2 separate regions of the Mus musculus genome follow, and region 2 is linked to region 1. The links are chromatin loops, found by intact Hi-C in ENCODE. Cell type or tissue: heart. All regions are shown on one strand.

Region 1 (8,000 bases):
AGCAGAAATGTGTCCCATTCTCTCAGAAGGGTAGGACTGTTGGCATTTCACAGAGGAAAAGCTGTCAGAGAAAGCAACCCAGGATAGCAGAAGCCGTCCCTCTACTGTGTCTCTGCAAAGCAGAAAGCATGCTGGATGATCAAACAGAGCCATGAGCCTGGAGGGTTAAAGGCTCATCTCAGAGGAGACTGAGAGGAACCCATGTCCACTTGAACTTGCTCAGTGACACCTTACCTGATCTCATCTGGTCTCACTCACCTCCTATGGCAACCAACCTGCCTCTACCCCTCTATCCCGTAGCCACTTTCAGTCTCTGCAGCCTCCACGTTCTGTTTACTCCCTTACAATGCTATCACGACCGTTTCCTGATAATGGATCCCATAGCAAAACAATGTCTTCACAAAAATACTACATCCATTGATAATGTAGAGGATGGACCCAGAGTTGGGATGCTATGCTTTTCCATAGTTCCTCGGGACTGGATTCCCAGGAAAACACAGAGAAAGCAGCCTGGAAGGACACATGTCCCCAGAGTCTGGTAACTGGGAAGCTGCAGCTCCTTCGTTCAGGTCTCAATTTGGTCATCAATGGCTTCTTGAGCTGTCATTCCTCAGTTTCACCTTTGAAATGACAGACTGAAAGGATTTTCTAGGGTTCCTTCGCCTTTAAGCTTGCAGAAACCAATCACATGTTGCGAGTAAAAATAACCAGAAAGAAATTACACAGGATTTACCAAAGTCCATGTTTGCTCTAGATTAACTTTGTCACTGAGCTGCTGTGGCAGGCTGACCTGTTGCATCACAGAGAACACCCCCTTCTTTCTGACAATGTTCTAGAAACACAGAAAACAGTAGATCTGTGTGTGTGTGTGTGTGTGTGTGTGTGTGTGTGTGTGTCTGCGTGTGCGTGTGTGCGTGTGATGTTTTAAATCAGTAAAAGACAGTATGTGGCCCATGACGCAAGGTCTCAGGTTTCAAGTTTACAGCCTGTTACACACACACACACCTGGCAGGGAGGGCCACATGACTGAACAAGGGGCGTGCGTTGGCTCACTGTTATAACCTGTGTCTCATGTGTGATTGATGCCCTGTGTTTACAGTCAGCTTCAATTTCAAACCACCTGCAAGCCTCTCTAAAGGGGACAGCTGCTCAGTACCTGCACAATGACTGCAGGGTAGACTAACTGCAGCCAGCAAGGAGGAGGCAGCTATCTCCTGTGCCCAGTGTATTCACTCACCCCTGCCTCTTATAGCTTAAGCTCACCAAAGCATGCAAGTTCAATGGGATTCAGCCCCAGATCCTCACTGGTCACTTATCCTGAGGTAGTAAAAGGAAAAACGTGTAGCCTTTGGCACGGTGGTGGAAGCGATGACTTCCCTCGCCTTTGCATGATAAAGGTGAAGTCCTAAGTTCCAATCGTTTATCAAACCTCCCAGAAAACAGCAGCGTGAGTGGGATTTCAGGCAGGCTTTACTCACCTCTTTGATCTTTGCCCTCTTCTCACGGATGGTGGCGTCAGCGGGCTCCCGGTTCTCTACCCCGACGGGGGGCAGGAAGTCCACCTTGGGCAAGCCCCTAAACAGATCCTTGTCACGCAGCTGGTCCTGGGCCACCTTTTCCTTCTCCAGCAGAATGTCTCTTTGGATCTCCTCCGGCAGCTTCTGCAGGGTCTCCTTGGCTTCCCTGAGAGCCCGCTCGTGGTTTTCGCGGATCCTGGCTAAGTTGTCTTCCAGTCCAGCTCCAGGGTCCCCAGGCGCGCCTTCCTCGCGGTGCCGGACTCTCCCCTCGGCGGCATCCTCCGCACGCGCCCCGAGCCCGGGCTTGTGCTCCGCCGGCGGCTGCAAGGCAGGGTTGGAGTGGAACAGGACCCCGCTGAGCAGCTTGGAGGAGTCAGGCAGGAAGAAGATTGCCCCGAAGCAGAGCGTGATGAAGGCGCTGAACACCAGCAGCAGCACGAACTTCTCGGTGAGGCGGAAGGCAGCGGGGCCAGACCCCTTCCTCCCGCCGCCAAGCCCCCCGCCCAGGCCACTGCCCAGGCCGCCGCCCCCAGGGCTACTGAAGAGCGGCAACAGGCCCCCCACGGGCATCGCTCCGGAGGTTGTAGCCGCCGGCTGACAGTCTGTCCAGGGGCCCGGCGCCGAGCCGCTCAGCAGCCAAACTTCGCTGCCGCCGGCTGTCAGCGGCTGCGGGGCCGGCTCTTGCGCATCCAGGCCGCCCAGAGCGCGTGTCTGGGCTGCGGGTCTCCCCGCTTGAAGCGGCTCCCCTCCGGCGATCCTCGCCGGGGCGGCTCCTTTGGCAAACAGGCACGCGCGGCAAACCGCTGGCTGCAGCCCCTGTTGGGGGGAGAGGAGACAGTAAAAGCGCAGTGGTTAGGAAGGTGCTGAGAAAGTTTCCAGTGGGGTCTCCGCCCTCCCCTGGACCCGGGATCCGCAGGACCGTATCCCGGCAGGCAACCCCGGGGTCCAGCCGCGGGCACCACCCTCAGAGCCCACTTTGGACTTGGGGTGAAGTTTTCCAGCCGCGGAGGCAGGGTGTCCCGCGACATCTGGGTCAGCACAGCGGGCACCTCGGTGGCAAGGGCGGCGCACCTCTGGGCAGCAAGGGCGCCGCGTGCGTAGGGGGTTCGTCAACTTCTCCAGCTGCCCATCTCCGAGCGCTTCCCGGCGGGTGGTAGCACGCGTACAGCCGGGTGGCTCTGAGGCCCCGGGACACGGCTCAGGTGAGCGAGCGCACCGACCTGCCGGCGTGAGCCAGCGAACCAGGCACCGTACTGCCCTCCGTCGCGGCCCCGCCGTGCACTAATAGCACTGCCGGTCTCCCGAGCGGTCGGAAACGAGGGCGGTGACGCGTCCGGAGAGTGACAGCGCGTCCGGGCCAATCTTACGCCTCCCAGGGTCCCGCGGGGGTGGAGCCGAGGCGGGGAGGGGGCCGCACGGGGCGGGGAGTTTACGGGAAGCGCTGCCTCTCCGGGACCCGGCAGAGGCGGGGAGGTCGCGGCTCCCCTGGGCTCCCGAGGACTGGAACTGCGCCCGGGAGCCGTGTTAAGACTCGCCCGGAGGACCAGAGCCGGAGTTGGTCCGAGCTTATTCCGCCCAAAACCTATTCAAGCCGAAGCCCCAAAGGTAGTGGATCCCCGAGTGACCACTACTAATATGGTAGCGACAGCTTGCCCCAGTACTCGAAATTGGCGATCCCGAAGAGCATGCAGGGGATTGCGGGGGCAAGCCGTGGTTTTGAAGTGGTTTTGAAGGCTTTTCTCCAGCCACCCCTTATTACCCAAGACAGGGATTCCCCGGTGCCCAATAACTCTCAAATCCAAAGTCTCCAGGCTCCTCCACAAAGCTTTTGAGCTCTCTACTCTACCTCGTTAAGAGCCTTTTACATCCTAGGCGACTTGGGGTTTGGGGACTGCTTGGGGCTCTAAGTATACACCCTCTTCCCCTTACAATAAACAACAACAACAACAAAAGTTGTATGACTCCCCCACACTCCCCCACACCCCCCCCACTTTCGAAATTCATTTACCTCATCGCAGTTGGTCAAATTTTCCATTCAAAGAAGACAGTTTTATGCTGCCAGAGCTCCAAGCAATAAATTGAACCCTGTTGAAATTAAGTCTTGGATGCGACAACTCCCAGCGAAGGCAAGACTTGGTCCAACAGAGATTGTTTTCAACACAGCCTTGCAGTATTCAGTCTCATGGAATGTCATGGAAACTGGCTCCACCTCCCATGACATCCATTGGAATGCCCTGCTGATATTGCATAGATCTACATTTTGACCTGGCTGGGAACCCCCTGCCTCAGGGTGAAGAGACAAGAAAACATTTCCCAAACTGTGTTATGAATCCCCTGTTGCTCCACAAAGAAACAGTTACCAGAGGGAAATTTGACTGACTTCCCACTCCTGAAAGCTGGTTTGTAGCAGCTCTGTTTACCCTCAACCTTCTCCGGAAACATGATTTTAAAGTGTGCCCTTTACTTGTCTTAAACCAGAGGAAAACAGCTGGCAACTTCCAGGAGAGTGCCCACAGCACAGTTGTTTCCAGGTGTTGTGCTGTGTGCATAAAGTAAAAAAGCCAAGGCAGAAATCCTAAGGTCGTTTTCGTTTAAATGTTAATTATCATTTTTAGCCATCACTGTTTGTTGTGTATTGGGTTTGTGCAAAATGAGCCAGTAACATAGTCAGAAGTTCTGGTTAATAAGAAATTATGGCTTGATAAATGTGACTTCATAGCTTGATTATTTTGATACTTGCTATGAAATTCTATGCCCAGAAGAGTGCAGCATATCCAAGCAGGGTAATAGATTTAGCTCTAAAAATGAAAGCAATAATGTTTTCTTTTAATGACGAAAAGGTAAATTTCTTTCAAAGTACATTTGTAGGTTGTGCTTAGGTTGAAAACCTAATGACTGAAATAATAGTGTTTATCTCAATGAGACCCTTGAAACAGCTACCTCACAGAAAGGAAGACAGATCCCTAGAAACAGGGGCTAACTCCTGAGGAAGCCAGTTGCTTTCTTTCTGGTCATTTGGTGATGGTAATTGTGCTGCCATTATTTTTCCAACTATGTTTTAAAAATGGGATTAATTTTAAAGAGACAGGAATACCTATGAACTTTGATTTAATTTGGTATATGTATTCCAGAAAGTAATAAAATCAACCTTTAAGTACATATACAAGGATATGACAGAGAAGTCTTAACTAATTCTGTTTCTAAACTCCTTAATCTTGACTCCAAATCAATCTGGGAATTTAGGATACTTCCTATAGTGGATGCATTAAAAATTTAGCACATCGAAATTTAAATTTTATTTATATATATTATTTCTAAACTTTTAAGGGGACTGTTCTTTTTATTTTGGTTCACTTTTGTGACACTTACTTTAAGATTCCCCCATCCCACCCCACCCCCAGTTTATCATTAGATGTAGGTTTATTGTAATTAAAGTTTGGTTTTGATAATCTACTTAACAAAGAGTTAGCCTGTGTGATGGAATATAAGTCCACATTCAAGGATGCCCATCTGTGTGAAGCAGGTTGAGAACGTGTTGAGAAATGCCCATACTCGGGCTACAGAAGGTTTGAAACAGACTCACAGTGGAGTTATTTTAAGGCATATGCTAATGAAATCTGCCTTGCAAATCTCTTTATATAGCCACCCAAGGCCCCATGTATGTATGGAAAGCAGGGAGGACAGACAGCAGGTAAGAATGAGCATGCTATAGCGGGCTGCCACGGTGTCTTGATCTCAGTGCTTAGAGCTCTTTATCTTCTCTCTCAGAAAAACATGGAGATGGGAAATGAATGAGACTACTTCCAGTTTCTCAAGCCATGAATCTTTATTCTGTCTCTTGAGTGAAGACTGCAGCTTACCTACCTGAAGGAATGCCTTGATCTTTGTGAACCCAGCGGTTTTGACAGGACTACTGTTTACTCATTGTGAATGGGCTAGCATAAACTTGGTCTGTCTGTCTGTCTATCTGTCTGTCTGTCTCTCTCTCTCTCTCTCTCTCTCTCTCTCAGCTAGTCCTTCTGATGTAAAGCTCTCTTGTCCTGTTTGCCACTTACCTATAAGTGAATTCTCACTTTATCTCTCTTTCAGTACTTTTATCTCAGTGTCTTTCTTTAACAATTTGTAGATACTTATGTTTTGAAATTTTAAGAATAGTCAAAGCATTCTCTGGTTAATATGGCTACTTGAATTTCAGAGTTGTTTTTTTTTTTTCCAAAAATAAATGAACGAAAGGTAGATTTAGCATTTATAGTACCATAATTGTAAGCACAACTCAAGGAAAACTGGCAATATTTTAGCAAGTTAATAGTGTTGTAAAAAGCAGTGCATGGAGGGTGGTGAGATGACTCAGTGGTTAAGAGCACTGACTGCTCTTCTGGAGGTCCTGAGTTCAAATCGGAGCAACCACATGGTGGCTCAAAACCTACTATAATGAAATCTGAAGACAACTACAGCGTACTTACATATAATAAATAAAATCTTTAAAAAAGAAAAAAAAAGGCAGGGCAGTGGTGGCACACACCTTTAATCCCAGCACTCAGGAGGCAGAGGCAGGCAGATTTCTGAGTTCAAGGCCAGCCTGGTCTACAAAATGAGTTCCAGGATAGCCAGGGCTATACAGAGAAACCCTGTCTCAAAAAACCAAATCAAACCAAACCAAACCAAACCAAACCAAGCCAAACCAAGCCAAACCAAACCAAACAAACCAAACAAACCAACCAAACAAACAAACAAAAAAAGCAGTGCATTTTTAAAAATGAAAGCACTAAAAGCTTTCTTGGGTATTTTCTTCAATCCTCAAGTGATAATTCTATGAAAGATTTTTTTAAAGATACTAATTTTTTTTGGATTCAAAACTAAAATATATCTCAATGAATAAGTAGATTTGATATAGATAACAAGTACTGAATATTTTTAACAAGTTACATCCCTGATTCATAGAGTTTCTAATTTACTTCAAATCCAGGTCAGAATGGCTCTTGAGTTTTCATTTTAAAAGTAAAATGTAATCTGAAGAAAATAGTTTATTGTGAATGTCAATCTTGACATTTCAATACTTCAATGGACAATCCTGAATTTTATATTAACTTTCACAAAACAATTAATTAAAGACTTAAAGGGAACTATCAGTAATATTGGTACTTAAATTGGAGGGCATAGTCTATTTATAATGCCGAGTTTTTGTTTTTTCTTCCCCTATATTTACCTTGGATGGCTAAAGTAGTAGAATACTGTTATAGAAATCCCGTTACCCTTACAAATAAGAAAGGAAGGAGTAGCTAGCTATACAGGGTTGAATCCTTATGCCCACCTTGACTCTGCGGGACCAAGTTAAGACATCTATTTTTGTTTTAGCAGTTACTTAGAGATATCAGAATCCCCAATTTTAAAACATCCTATAGCAGAAATATTTGTCAACTGGCTTTGAGGAACTTCCCATGGAATTCTCTGTAGAAAGGAAGTTGTAAATAGTGCTTTGGCTTGCCAGTATCCTCTATGAAAGTGTGGGGCTCTACAGAAGTCTACAAAAGTGTTGGAGGAAGATACTATTACAATGCCAGTAGTCAATGTAGCATTATAAGTTTTCATTCAGTTTGAACATTGGAGCTTGAAGCCAAAGTGCCTTTAAAGAAGAAAAGTGATGATAGTCTCAGAGAAAGTTCTCAAGTTTCAGGATGAGAATGGTGTATGGAAGTTCTCAGATGTAGTTTCCATGAGATTAACCAAGAGCCTGAATAAAATAAGCCTGTAGAGTACCTGGGCAAGGGATTGAACAAGAAATTTATTATTGAAGACATTGTATACCCTTGGTTTTGTGACCATGGCACATGAGTTGCCTGTGTTCTGTAGCTCTTGTACTATATCTGCAGCATTGTTGTGGATTTCAAGCAAAATGTTTGAAGTGATGTCTGGCATAGTAGGCACTGAAGAAGTTTAAATAAATTTCTCCCTTTCCCTTGTAAGAGAATTAAATGCTAGGCCTGGAAAAAGACAGGAATCTGTCAGATTCTCAAAAGAATGATCCTAAAGGAGGGAGAAGGAAAGACATTACGGATGTGTCCTATAATACATATCCTGAAATAACTTCCACCCCAGGAAGGGATACATTGGCACCTCCATCCAGCCGTGCCCCGGAGAGGGCTATGTGGCATCCCTTCTCTCTTTGTATAGGCAGGATCAATACTAAGGCACCCCAAACCTTGAGAAAGTGTGAGTGATAGCAAAGTCTCAAAATGAGCAAAATGACATTCATGACAGTGCTTGAAGAATCTGAAGCCATGGGTTCTGGGCAGAAAAATCTTCATAGGGGATGTTAACAGTAGCCATTAAGGACGTGAGAAGATACATTTATGGCTTGAGAAGATACTATTTCAACAGAGTGAAACAAAGAGCAAATCTCTCTCCAAGAATAGGGAAAGATCATTTTTCCTTTCTTAGTTTTGAATACATTATAAATATTTTAAAATAGTTTTTCTTGAAAAA
Region 2 (8,000 bases), 450 kb before region 1:
AAACCAACCAACCCCCGCCCCCCCCAAAAAACAACAAAAAAAAGATTTCTCTTTCATACTATGTTGCTGGAATTTTATAATAAAAAGACAAAGGCAACACAACACTAAGCAAAAGTGACAATTTGCAACCAAAATCTTTGTACTATCTAAAAAGCTGGGGTGGTAAGGCATGGAGGCCTGGCCTCTCACACATTCACACCCACATGCAGAAACATACCCATGCCAGTGCGCACACACGCGCATCAACAAGCATGTACCAAGTTCCTGGTAGCTGAGCAGCACACCCCTCACTGTGATCTTGTAAAATAGTTCTGAAGGTCACGGGGGTGGGGGTGGGGCAGGATCTTCTCTAATTCATACATTATCAATATTTTATTGTTACTAGTCATACAAAGCTGTTGTAGATTACAATTTTATGTTGTAGTACACCGATGTCTTCATATTTCCTCCCTCCCTGAGGTTGGCATGGCAAGTATCCTGTGCCCAGATCCTATGCCCAGAAGACAATTATTATTATTTGTCATATAGAAGATATGTACTTTAAATATAAACATCAATTATTTTTTTTAAATTCCTTTTAGATGTATTTTGTGTGTGTGTGTGTGTGTGTGTGTGTGCGCGCGCGCATGCGCGCACAGACACCTGTGATAGTGTGCATGTGGAGGTGAGGGGACAACTGTTAGGGCTCAGTTCTCTCTATAAAAGATCAAACTCAGGCTATCAACCTTGGCAGCAAGCACATTTACCTGCTGAGCCTCAGAATGACAATTATTTCTTAGTGCTCTGAGTCCCATATGTGTTTCAATTTATCTAAGTCTTCCCAGAACACTACACGCCAACAACATACTCTTATGCCTTACCTGATATCCTGGCATGAAGATTCTGCTTCATGGATAACCCCTCCGTCTCAGGAAGGGACTGCAGAATTGCCAAGGCTGACCTTCGAAGTGCACTGTCAAAAACTGTTAGTACTTCATTGGGGAACACGGTGAAATAGTCCCCAATTTCCATGTTGGTCTCGAAAAGGCTCATAGCATTAACCACAACCGGGTAGTGAGCATCTTCATCTCTTTCTTTCAGGATCAGAAGAATATCGTTCTTATGGTACTCTGAAACATAGGACTCAAACACCTGACCCACCAGGGTGACCTGCTCACTATTCATCTTGAAGGGTGGGTACTAAAAAGAAAGAAAAGACAGTATTATACCTTTGCTGTTCAAGCTTTGCACACAATTTACCAAAATCATCCTTTGCTTACAAACCATCCCAGCTTTAGGTCACACAGTACTCATAAAATATCTGAATTCAATATTACCTATAGATGAATTATCTATTGTAGTTATGTAAAATGTGCTTTAAAATTCAGTGAAGTTGCTAGGCCAAGGTGATGCACGCCTGCCAATTCCAGCACTCAGGAGGCAGAGGCAGGTGGAGCTTGCTGAGTTCTAGGCTACCCTGTTTCTACAAAGACAGTTCTAGGACAGCCAGGGCTATGCAGAGAAACCCTGTCTTGAAAAGTCAAAATCAGTGAAGTTGAGGCCACGGGGGAGGCTCAGTGTTGGCAGCACAAGCCTGACGACCCAAGTCCGGGTGCCTGGGACCAGCTGGACAGTAGCACATAGCACATATGCAATTCCACTGAGAGATGGGTGGTAGAGATGGGAATCGGACCCAGTAGCTCAAGCTGCCAACTATTCTAGACTATACAGTGCAGCTACAGAAACAAGAGAGCCCATGTCTCAAAGTGGCAGGTAAAAATCAATGCCCTAAAGTTTCTTCTGACATCCACACAGATGTTATAGTATACATGCATCCATATTCTCATTCTCTCTCTCTCTCTCTCTCTCTCTCTCTCTCTCTCACACACACACACACACACATCTATTTGTGTGAGCACAAATAAAATAAAAAGAAAAAAATCAAGAGGTTCTTCCTGATGCAACAGCCATCTTAATTCCAGAAAATGATAAATTTTAAAGAGGAGAGTTTCTGTTCTGTGTTCTCCAAGCCTTTTAGAAAACATAGAGGAGTTTTGTTGGCCATATACATGCAAATCTACAGGACAGGTTGTAGACATCAAAGGACTGGGTGCTGCTCCAAAGAATGTCCCGTAATCATCACAGATTGCAGGGAGACACAGGGAGAGATTGCAGTGTCAGCATGCTGATGGCATTGCTGTAAACGCACAGATTACAGGTAAGGTTCTTTCCAGGATTCATGGGCATTCTGAAGATCCCGAGCACTCGAAGAGCCAGGGGGCCATTGAGAGAGCCATTCAGGGTGAGCACCAGCCCATTGCAGGCACGCACGCAGAGAAGCATGCTGTGTGAGGTCTGGCAGGGAGCCTGTGCTGGTGGTCCCTGTTCCCTGGGAATTCATGACTTAATGTATACAAGCTTATTACAGACCCTGACTGTAAAAGTGTTTTCTTAAAAACAAACAGAAAAATAGTGAAGTTAATGTTAATTCGTGAAATTGGTTGCTAGTGCAACGTATTAAACAGCACAAAGTATTCCTCATGTTTTCCCCAATCTTTCTCCTTGCTAGCCCTTTATTAACATATTATAATTAATATGCAATCTGGAGGAAGTTCTGGGCCTCCCCTCCCTCATCCCTGCCTTTAGTGGATTTTTTTGAGGCCATCTCTGCTGGGCAGGCTAACTTAGAACTTATTATGTAGCCCAGGCTGGATTTGAGTTTGCAGTAATTCTCCTGCCTCTGTTTTCCAAGTGCTGGGATTACAGTCATGTATCATCACACACACACACACACACACACACACACACACACACACACACACACAGCTTCATAAACAAAGCATACCGTTAATCAGATTGATAGTTCTAACATGACTAGTGACTTGATTTAGGATTATACACTGTAGTAAGTTTGTTTCCTGCTTTCTCTTGTTAGCATAGGGGAATGACGGGCTTCAACAAGAGCAGTTGTTACAGGTGGAGAAAAGCTAGGCAAAAAAAGATGGGAGCATTACGTTTCGGACAATAAGACTGCAAAGAAATATTATATATACTCTACTTCACCTATTTGACTCTCTGAGCAAGTCTTTCTTTCTCAAATGTGTATTTACAAACATAGGGAGCCTATCTCATGTTCATATGTACTGTCATATCACAAATCCTACACCTGATTCTATATGCACTTCCTAATGTCTACCATGCACAAGCCAGTATCCTCACAAATGAAAGAAAAAGCACAGTAAAAGGTACCAGGCCCTCGGAGACCCAAGTGACGATCTAAAGCAAACCATTCCAGAAGGACTAAGAAGGTAACGTGAGTAAGAGTGAGAAGGTGGTTCTGGACAGACAGCACAGGCTGAGAGCACGTGCTGCTCTTCTAGGGGACCTGGATTTGGATCCCATCACCATGATAGGAAGGGCTCACAGTTGCACGTAACTCTAGTTCCAGGGGATCTGATGCCCCTGGACTCTGATGGCAACACATGTGCTGCACAGAACATTCAGGTGCACGTGTGCACGTGCGCGCGCACACACACACACACACACACGTGTGCGCGCGCGCACACACACACACACACACACACACACACAGAGATTGATTGATTGATTTTCAATTTAAATGAGCTGACAAGTACCAGAGAAGAAACCATGAACTGCCCTGGAGATTCCATACTAGCTCTAAGCACCTTAGCAAAGGTGTGGTTTATATTGGACTTATTTTATTTATGTAACATATATCATCCTCTATAAATACTATGACTAAAGAAGACTAGATATAGTTCAGTTAAAGTTCAGTTTGGCATCCCTGAGGTGGATCACACTGGCTACTGATTCTGCCCTCTCTGAACACCTGCTCAGCTGGGAGGTATAAAGTATAAAGTTGCATCACACTTAAGCCAAGAACACTGACAAGTACAGGAGGCTGGTATGAGATTAAGAGAGTATTTTTCAGAGAATCAGTCAAAGTAAGCCAACACTAAAATACTAAGCGACTTGGTTTTGGTTAGGTAATAGCATAATCAATCAGCCAAGAGTAAAAAAAGAGATTATTTGGGAAAGGGATCATAGTATTTCATGATGTGGATCTTAGCTGGGAAAAAAAAATCACAGCACTACCCTCAAGAGTGACCAAAGGAATATCTTTACGATTTTACAAATACAAAGTGAATGTAGAGCAGAAATCCGAAACAACAATTAACAACATACCCAACTCCAACAGCGCAGAAAGAGGGCGGGCAAAGAATTTTAAGTTCCTAACAGGGGCAGGTTAAATGTTTGCCTAGTTAAACCGGTAAATTACAGTGTTAAACAGACCGATATTTTTTAAACACAGCTTTCTTCTTCTTTTTTTTTTTTTCCAACATCCGTGCAATTAGACAAGTTTATCAACCTATAAACTCAGGCATCCCGTTACAAACTTAAGCCATTTACTGTCTAGGGGAGGGGGGACGATGGTTGTACAACTATCAAATTCTCTCTCCTCTTGCCTCTGGCATCCAAACAAATAAAATGGCTTTGCTTTATTTCATACTATCCACTGCAAGGTGGCGCCAAAAAGAGCAGTTTGGGGATAGAGCCTTGTCCCTCACCTAGGCTCGCGTAGCCCCGCCCCTCGGGAGCTGTGGCCACGCCCCGCGCGTCTCAATCCCGCGTTGCGCGCCATTCGCGGGTGCGCGCTCATTGCGCGCCTCCAGGCCGCCTGGCGAGCGAGAGCCTAGCGGAGGGATGCTTTGGAAAGCATTTGGAAATTCGCTTCTAATCCACAGGTGGTTGGCTGTGGCCTCCCAGCCCTGCGGGGAGTTTAGAAATTAAAGGATGCGGACGAGACCTGACGCTAACCACGGGAGGGAAACGATCCCCCGGGACCTCACGCTGCGGTGGTCACTTACGGGCTCAACACGCACTGTCTTGGTCGCCGGGACCGCGCTGCGGCCGTGGTCGCCCCAGCCCGACCCGCGCGGCGTTGGAGGGGGCGGGGCGTGCGCGCGGCCGCTCGAGGGGGCCGCCTTGCGCGGGGGCGCGCAGGCTTCTTCGCGCTGCTCTCGCTCGGCCTCTGAAGGACTTGAGCTTCCCGCGGACCCCGAGCCGCGCACTGCCTCAACTTTCCGGCCGCTGGGGCTTCTTCCGGGTGCGGACGCAGGCGGGCGCGCGCCAGGACGGACGCTGGAGTCTGCGAGCGGGAGGCGGGAGCAGGGAGAGAGGCGGGACTCGGGGAGCTGGAGGCGGGGTTTGGGCCGGACAAGACGTCTGAGGGGCGGGTCTCGGAGGCATGGGGCGGGGTTTGAGCGGGACACCGGCTTCGAGGGCGGGTTTAGGGTGAAGTGGATAATTCAGGCTGGCAGGAATTCCGCGGATTGGTGATGGGCGAACGCGGGGTGGAGACTAGGGCGGAGAGAAGGGGAACCCTGGTGACGTATTAGGGCGGGATGTGGGCGATCTGGGACTCGACTTTGGTTTGCACCTTCAGATATCTTAGAACACAAGTGATTTTGTTGTTTTTTTTTTGTTTTTGTTTTTTTTTTTTTTTTGGGTTGGCGATGTATTTAAGGAATCTGCCTACTTCCACGTCACAATATTTTCCATTTCGTGTAGTTCTCTGATCCATTTCGAGCTAAATTTTATAAGTGGTGTTACGGTTTTGTGAAGTCACTTCTACTTTAAATCCTCTGACTGCACATCTACCTATCAGCAATTTTTATTAAATCAAATCAGGCAGCTGAGGGCAAAATTGGATATAAAAAATTCATTATCTGGCCGGGCGTGGTGGTGCACGCCTTTAATCCCAGCACTTGGGAGGCAGAGGCAGGCAGATTTCTGAGTTCGAGGCCAGCCTGGTCTACAGAGTGAGTTCCAGGACAGCCAGGGCTACACAGAGAAACCCTGTCTCGAAAAAACAAAAACAAAAAAGAAATTCATTATCTTGACCCCAACTCAGCTTCAGCAAGAGAGTCATGTCAGCACGTGCTGCCACCGTTCATGTTCCCTGATCTCAAAATGTCCCTAGCTCAACTAATAAGTGTTTTTCTGAACTTCAAATTGTTCCTGAAGACTTTCTACATTAGAGCCTAAGGGTGTTACTTCCTAGGGCCAGGCCCTCTTTTTACATCAGTTAAGGATACAATGTCTCAAAGACATTCCTACTGGTCAATCTGATACAGGCAGTTCCTTAATTCAGACTCCCTTCTCAGCTAGGCATGGTGGCAAAGGCCTTTAATTCTGGCAGGTTGATCTCAGTGAGTTTAAGGCCAGCCTGATCTACAAAGTGAGTTCCAGGACAGCCAGATACATTTCAACAAAACAAAACAAACAAGCAAAAAAAAAAAAAATCTCTTTTCTGAGGTAATTCTTGGTTAAGGCAAGTTGACATTTGAAATTAAGCAGTACACCTGTATGATACATTGGTTCAATCTTAATGATTTTATGTCCCTATAAAAACTTCACACATTGGAGCACTATTAGTACATTGGACCACGGAAGGGGAGAAACTGGACCATAGCCACTCATAGTTTGTTCCAGGATAAACTGTTCTCTCCTTTTGAGGTAAGGGTTGCGTTTTTGACTCTACAATGAGTAGAAGTATTAAATTTTTTTTGAGACACAGTCTTGTTAGGTAGCTCACAATAGCCTCCAGTCTGCGGTCCTTCTGCTTCTTAAGATTATGGGTGTGAACCACCATAAATGGCTAATAGAGCACTCTTAAGTCTTGTAGTATAGCCTTTACACAGGTGTATACACACACACACACACACACACACACACGAGAGAGAGAGAGAGAGAGAGAGAGAGAGAGAGAGAGAGAGGGAGAGAGAGAGAGAGAGCTATTAGCTTGCAGAAGACCATGGCCTATAGTGAGCCGGGCAATAAAACTGATAGCCAGGTCTATGGTAATGACAACTGAGTTGTGAACATTCCATCTTGGAGAGAAGAGGGGTTTTAGGACCCACAGAAGACCTTTACTTCTCATCCCAGTCACCACTCTCTCCTATCCATCCTCATAAAAGTAGGTAAGAGGTTTTAAAAATGACTTGGAGTGATACATTTTTAAAAAGTATAGAATTTTATTTATTTATTTATTTATTTATTTATTTATTTATTTATTTATTTATTTATTGTGGTGGATCCTGGGATTCAAACTTAGGCAAGTCAGAGAACAACCTGTAAGGAGTCATAGGCTTGAACTCAGGTTCACCAAGTACTCTTGACACTGAGCCATACCCCATGGCTTTTGCATGGGACTTTCTGTGGTACAAGCTTCGCCTGCATTACCCACCTCATGTGATCAACTCCAAATAAACACATTTGGGAAGCTAGACTTGGTAGAATCTTTGGTCTATTGGTCCCTTCCCTTTTGGGATGAAGAGACTTATTTTTTATTTTATTTTATTTTTTATGTCTCTAAGTGAGTCCCAAGACAAGCCCATTTTGATAGCTACCCTGACCTGAATCTCGTGCATGGCACTGCAGCCATCAGATGAGCCACATTCATCTATTTGGTGACAGAGTTCACAGAAACTACTTATTAGCAGGCAAAAGTGACTTAACATAACTAACTTTTTTGGAGACGTCTACTGATCTTAGAGTCACTACAAAGTATTTGGCTAAGGTGGACTAAAGCTTAAGTGAAATGTGGGGCAGGAGAAAGGGCTTGGGTTAAAGCACTTGCTGCACAAATGTAAGGTCTGGAAGAGTTGGGGTCTTAGGAACTCACATAATTGCTTGGAGGGCAGGGTTGTCCACCTGCAATTTCAATCCTGGAAGGTGGAGGAAGGAGATCAGCTAATAAGACTCATCACCTCAGTGAACTCTAGGTTTCTGTAAAATAAATTCTGTAAAAGGGGGATGCATGATGATTCCTGACGTCAACTTTAGGCCTCTTCATGTATGTGCATATACGTGCACTCAAAATACATGCACATAGACATAGGCACTCATAAAAAGTGGATAAAACCCCCCAAATATGACATCTTATATGTCAACAGAAACCATGCTACTATGAAAACTGGCAAGCAGGCGTTTGTGTG

What was found. A loop is a pair of places that touch in the nucleus more often than their neighbours do. Peaks named below come from ENCODE experiments on the same cell type or tissue, not always from the same donor. Only the 100,000 strongest peaks of a DNase experiment are listed, where the experiment ranks them.
Region 2: it touches region 1 in a loop (2.5-fold over the local background); 5 of 42 quality-filtered maps call a loop at or near these places.

What each region holds. Positions count from the first base shown.
Region 1 is chr10:54,072,938-54,080,937 of GRCm38, forward strand. Man1a (mannosidase 1, alpha) reads right to left here and starts at 2,800. Exons shown (of 13, transcript NM_008548.5): 1 at 2,589-2,800; 2 at 1,479-2,333. The coding sequence starts at 2,087. It overlaps Gm16998 (predicted gene, 16998), which reads left to right and starts at 2,985. Exons shown (of 3, transcript NR_038016.1): 1 at 2,985-3,916; 2 at 5,286-5,466. In heart, CTCF peaks have their summits at 2,915 and 4,281; DNase peaks (open chromatin) are centred at 1,724, 2,004, 2,874, 3,724 and 1 weaker place; H3K4me3 peaks cover 4,036 bases; H3K27ac peaks cover 3,314 bases.
Region 2 is chr10:53,624,856-53,632,855 of GRCm38, forward strand. Mcm9 (minichromosome maintenance 9 homologous recombination repair factor) reads right to left here and starts at 5,102. Exons shown (of 13, transcript NM_027830.3): 1 at 4,869-5,102; 2 at 861-1,179. The coding sequence starts at 1,164. In heart, a CTCF peak has its summit at 4,539; DNase peaks (open chromatin) are centred at 4,626 and 5,286; H3K4me3 peaks cover 1,938 bases; H3K27ac peaks cover 1,074 bases.